Regions from separate parts of the Homo sapiens genome. Here region 1 is linked to region 2. A link is an interaction called in ENCODE POLR2A ChIA-PET data of the cell type or tissue named here. Cell type or tissue: K562. All regions are shown on one strand. Links, peaks and the distances in the headings refer to the core of each region. The heading gives the core; the rest is flanking DNA. Region 1 overlaps SLC44A5 (solute carrier family 44 member 5). Region 2 overlaps SLC44A5 (solute carrier family 44 member 5).

Evidence for each region. ChIA-PET counts read pairs that join two places held together with the same protein. Peaks named below come from ENCODE experiments on the same cell type or tissue, not always from the same donor. Only the 100,000 strongest peaks of a DNase experiment are listed, where the experiment ranks them.
Region 1: POLR2A ChIA-PET joins it to region 2 with 8 read pairs; 2 of 35 experiments call an interaction of 5 or more read pairs at or near these places.

The regions. Positions count from the first base shown.
Region 1 is chr1:75,467,510-75,470,325 of GRCh38, reverse strand. All of the region lies in intron 2 of SLC44A5 (solute carrier family 44 member 5), which reads left to right. Among named protein-coding and RNA genes, the nearest start is that of SLC44A5, 140 kb to the left of the region's middle. In K562, for the core only: no CTCF peak of the experiment used is centred there; no DNase peak of the experiment used is centred there.
Region 2 is chr1:75,519,722-75,522,537 of GRCh38, reverse strand. The region is part of intron 2 of SLC44A5 (solute carrier family 44 member 5); the gene reads left to right. It also overlaps the pseudogene LOC100422213. Among named protein-coding and RNA genes, the nearest start is that of SLC44A5, 90 kb to the left of the region's middle. In K562, for the core only: no CTCF peak of the experiment used is centred there; a DNase peak (open chromatin) is centred at 1,537.

The DNA.
Region 1 (2,816 bases), core at 143-2,642, 52 kb after region 2:
ACTTGGTTTCTCTTGAGTGCTCATTCTCTTCCATCTTTGAGTATGTTTTTTACTGCTGTTTTAAAGTATAGCCCTAGGGTTCTTGAAAACCAAAGCTTTTAGCTTCACGTGTAGACTTCATTCAATTTTTTTAAAAAGTATTGTCTTGAGGATTGATTGGTTTGAAAGCTTGGTTGTTATGAAAAGCTCTTATCTTTCCAGGGTTATTCCTTAGTTGCTCTTACAGAAACACCAAAACTGTAGGAATATCTTTAATATGCTGTCAAATAGAAAGGTTGGTGATAAATACTTGCCTCTAAAGAATGTTTTAGGAGCTTAGGAAATATGCAAGTCATCCGTGAAGCCCTCCTCCCTTTGAACTGCAATTTTTTATTATGGGAGTCAGGATACGTTGACTCTACTTTTTTTTTTTTTTTTTTTTTTTTCTTCACAAGGTCTCTCTCTGTCGCCCAGGCTGGAGTGCAGTGGTGTGATTATAGCTCACTGTAACCTCGAATTCCTGGGCTTAAATGATCCTCCCACCTCAGCTTCCTGAGTAGCTAGGACTACAGGCATACACCACCATGCCCAGATAATATTTACTTATCGTTCAGACAGCGTCTTGCTATGTCTCCCGTTGGTCTCAAGCAATCCTTCTGCCTCACCTCCCAGAAGGCTGGAATTACAGGCATAAGCCACTGTGCTCAGTCTGACTCTACTTTTTGTCTCAAAGCCAGGACACCTTATCCCAATGGCATAATATTTTTATTCCATTATACGCCGTACCATTTTAGTGATTTTTTCCCCTAAGTTCTACACACACTGGTTTCAGAATGATATTGCCAAAAGGAAAGAAGAAGAAATTCACTACACTTTTTTTTTTCTGGGAATGCTAGTAAAATCTGCATCTAAATTATATAAATGGTATTATTGTCTTCTTAAGTGGCACATGGTGTTACAGCTCACGCTTATTATGTCATCATTTACCTTTCATAAGTATTTTCAACATTCTTTTATCAATCAGTTAGTCTTCAACTGTGCTGTCCAAGATGGTAGCCTCTTTTCACATGAAGCTATTGAGCACCTGAAATGTGGCTAGTCTGAATTGAGATGAGCTGTAAATGTAAAATACAGACCAGCCTTCAAAGACTTGGTTAAAACAAAAAGGATTCAAAATATCTCATTTTTATCTCAAATAAATGAATTTATATTGATTACATGTTGAAATGATAATCTGAATATATTGGGTTGAGTAAAAGGCATTATTAAAATTAATTTCATCTGTTTCTTTTTACCTTTTTAATGCAGCTACTAAAAAATTAAAACTTGCATACCTGGCATGCAATATATATACATTTTTAATTTTTCATTTTAATTTTTGTGGGTACATAGCAGGTGTATATATTTATGAGGTACATGAGATATTTTGATGCAGGTATGCAATGTATAATAATCACATCATGTAAAATGGGTGTATCCATCCCCTCAAACATTTATCTCTTGGGTCACTAATAATCAAATTATGCTCTTCTTGTTATTTTTACATGTACAATTAAATTATCATTGACTATAGTCACCCTGTTGTGCTGTCAAATACTAAGTCTAATTCATTCTTTCTATTTTTTTTGTACCCATTAACCATCCCCACATCCCCCAAACCCCATTGCTGCCTTTCCCAGCCTGTGGTAACCATCCTTCTCCTCTCTATCAACATGAGTTCAATTATTTTGATTTTTAGTTTCCACAAATAAGTGAGAACATGGAATGTTTGTCTTTCTGTGCCTGGCTTATTTCACTTAGCATAATGACCTCCAATTTCATCCATGTTGTTGCATATGACAGGCTCTAGTTCTTTTCTATGGCTGAATAGTACTACATGGTGTATAATATGATGTTTTCTTTATTTACTCATTTGTTGATGAACACTTAGGTTGCTTCCAAATTTTGGCTATCGTGAAGAGCGCTACAACAAACATGGGAATGCAGATATCTCTTTGATACACTGATCTTTTTTCTTTTGGGTGTATACCCAGCAGTAGGATTCCTGGATCATATAGTATCTCTAGTTTTAATTTTTTGAGGAATCTCAAAACTGTTCTCCATAGTAGTTGCACTGATTTACATTCCCACCAACAGTGTATGAAAGTTCCCTTTTCTCCTCTCCTTTCCAGCATTTGTTTTTGCCTGTCTTTTGGACATAAGCCATTTTAACCGGGATGAGATGATATCTTATTGTAGTTTGACTTGCATTCCTCTGATAATCAATGGTGTTGAAAACCTTGTTATATGCCTTTTGTATGCCTTTTTTTTGAGAAATGTCTATTCAAATCTTTTGTTCATCTTTTGATTGGATTATTAGATTTTTTTCCTATAGAGTTGAGTTCCTTATGTATTCTGGTTATGAATCTCTTGTCGTATGGTTGTTTGCAAATATTTTCTCCCATTTTGTGAGTTGTCTCTTCACTTTGTTGATTGTTTCTTTGTTGTGCAGAACTTTTTAACTTAATGTTATCTCATTTGTCCATTTTTGCTTTGATTGCCTGCACTTGTGGGGTATTACTCAAGAAATTCTTGCCCAGAACAATGTCCTGGAGAGTTTCCCTGAAGTTTTCTTTTAGTAATTTCATAGATTGAAGTCTTAGATTTACACCTTCAATCCATTTTGATTTAGTTTTTGTATATGGCGAGAGATAGGCATCTACTTTCGTTCTTCTGCATATAGATAACCTGTTTTCCCAGCATCATTTATCGAAGAGACTGTCTTTTCCTCAGTGTATGTTCTTGGCACCTTTATTGAAAATGAGTTCACTGTAGGTGTGTAGATTTATTTCTGTGTT
Region 2 (2,816 bases), core at 266-2,765:
AGAGATGAGGGGGTGGGAAAAAGAATCTGGCAGGGCAGACTCTTGAAAGGAAAAGCAGAGAGATAAGATGTCTGAATCACTTTTCCCCTTGAAAACATTACACCAGGAAAGAAAAAAGTGACCTGGATCCCAAATACAGGGATTTCTCAATTATTCTTAACTTATTCTTTTTTTTTTTTTAAAAAAAAGTCCTGATTGTTTTCATGAATATATTATGATACATATTTACAAAATTTATACAGTTTACGTCATGCCATAACACACTGGTGCATTATACACATAGAACACTCCAGCAGTTTGCTCAAAACATTAAGAAACCAGGTTCTGTTACATGTCGTTTGTACTAAAGTCACAAGCATCCTCCTCCTCTTTGGTCATTTTATCCAAATTAAAAGACCTTGAAAACTATTCACCTGCTGTAGACTCCTCAGGCAGTTGCTTTTGCAGGGGAGATATCTGAGCTCTTTTAAACAACTTCTTCACCATCACCACTTTCCTGGGCACTGTGAGTGTTGTGCTTCCTCTCCTCCTGCTCCTTCTCTTCCTGTTTTGGGATTTCTTCAGAGTATGTCTTTTTCCTCTATTATTTTGTGAAACCCAAAGACCAGAAAAGGATGCTGCTGGCTAAACGAGGGCCCCTGATGACTTGTACACTGCGTGCATTGTTTTTTTTCTAGTTCTTCCAGATTAAGCCTCATGTGATGTCTGTCCCAATACTCTCATTAGAATGTGGAGGAGTCCAGGATGTAGGCAAGTGACATTTGTAACTTAAAGGGGCACCTATTCACTCAGACCACAGCAGTACGGCAGCACCTCCTATATTTGAGCTTCTACCTTTTTGGTGTATTCCTTTTCTCTGCACAAGCAAAGCAAAAAATTCCGGAGAATTACTATAGTTTGGGGCAGCAAATTCCAGTTTTACCTGTCAAGCATCAGCCTGGGACCAGATGACACTGGGAGCCTCCATTATCTTAACCTGTTTTTAAATTCAAATTCTCCTTTATGTTTTGTAGTACTCTATGGTTTTTAAACTGTTTTCACAAATATTAGCTCTTTAATCACTATAAAATGATCTCAAGAGGCAAGTCAGACAGATATTCACATTTCAGAAGAGAAAATGAAACCTGAAGAAGTTGTGATTTTTTTTATAGAATTAAGAATGACAGAAGATCCTTGACGCCTACCTCTGTGCTGTCTGCACTTCATCCCAATGCTTATGTCGTCCCAGACGTTACACTATTTCCCTGCTTTTAGACTTTTTCTTGTTTTGACTGCATTTTAAACTAGTCCATCTGTGAATAGTATTTAAAAGTATGATCATGTGGTTGACTTCCCTCAACTTCAATGTGATATTTCAGTGGGCCCACTATGCTGTTTGAAATTTGAATGCTACCCCTGTTTTTGTTTTTCACTTTTGTGTCCTTGTGTAAGGTTGAACAGAGTTTATTGCTGTATGTACATCCCATTTTGAGCTTATGAGAGCTTTTCTGTTAACGAGTTAAGTGTTACTGTGTTTCAACCCCTGCTACCCTGTGTCAGGACAACTGACCTCAGGAATATATTGCTGAGTCATATTTAAAAAAAACCCTTGACCTTTCTCCCTGTCAAAGCAAACTTGAACATATGACAGTGTTGTCTAAAATAGGACAGAGTTGGAATTTATTTTTCAGTAAATTATGGATAATTGAAAAATAGTGTATTGTTAAAAACAGTACAATCTCCCCCTGCCCACTGCCCCACTGTACTCTATTTTCTTACAAGCATACTCTAAAGTGGTGGAAATGATTTTCTTTAGCTATCATGATGCTATTTTAACTTATGCCTCTTAATTCTACTTCATTTTGCGAGTCTTTCAGACCAAAATTATTATTTCTTCTAAACTGACTTCTTATAGTTTATCATTCCCAGTTGAAATTCTCATTGTCTCCCTCCTTTCCTCCCTTCTTACCCACCTTTCCCCTCCTCTTTCTCATTCTTTCTTTCAATTATCCCTGTCTATTCTTTCATCTATATCTACTGTCTGTCCATCCTTCTGTTCATGCCCCCATTCATCCATTTATTTGGCTTTAGGTAATAGGGAAGCCCATTATTAGCATGCATAATTGTCAAAGAACAATTTCAAAATTTGAAGTTTAAAAGTCTTCTTAAATTGGGTATGTTTAAGTGAGTTTGGGATTGGCCTGCCCATCCCAATTTAAAAACAATTTTTAGAGACATGGTTTAACTATGTTGCCCAGGCTGGTCTTGAACTCCTGGGCTCAAGCAATCCTCCCACCTCTGTCTCTCAGGTAGCTGGATTGCAACATCACTCTGGGCATGCCACTCCAATTTCAAGAGTGTTTCATCATAACAATATTATATTATTATCCCTTAAAATATAATCATTTAACCTAGTGCTCACAATTTATAGGACATTGTGTGATGACAAAAACAAAGACAGCCTTTGCTTAAGAGATTGAAACTTAAAGTCAGTTCAGAGTGTGATAAAAATGGGTTTCTGTCTCCATCATGGTATGTTTTTAAAAAATGACCTTTATGATTTCAGTGACTATGCCATTTCAGTCCCGACCACTTTTCTCCATGATTGAGCTGGTCCTACATCAGCTGTCTCAAGATTATTCCACACTGTAAACTCTAAAGGGAAATGGCCATTGGCCAAGGAGCTTGCTTTCAGCAATCCAAAGAGATGTCTTACTTTCTAAGAGACAACCCTACCTCCCTCTTGTGAAAGACATTATGAGGAATTTAGTTGACTCAGAGCAAAGTTGTTAGAGAGTTGTTGTTAAATGATAAGATATATTCTTTAGGAGATGATA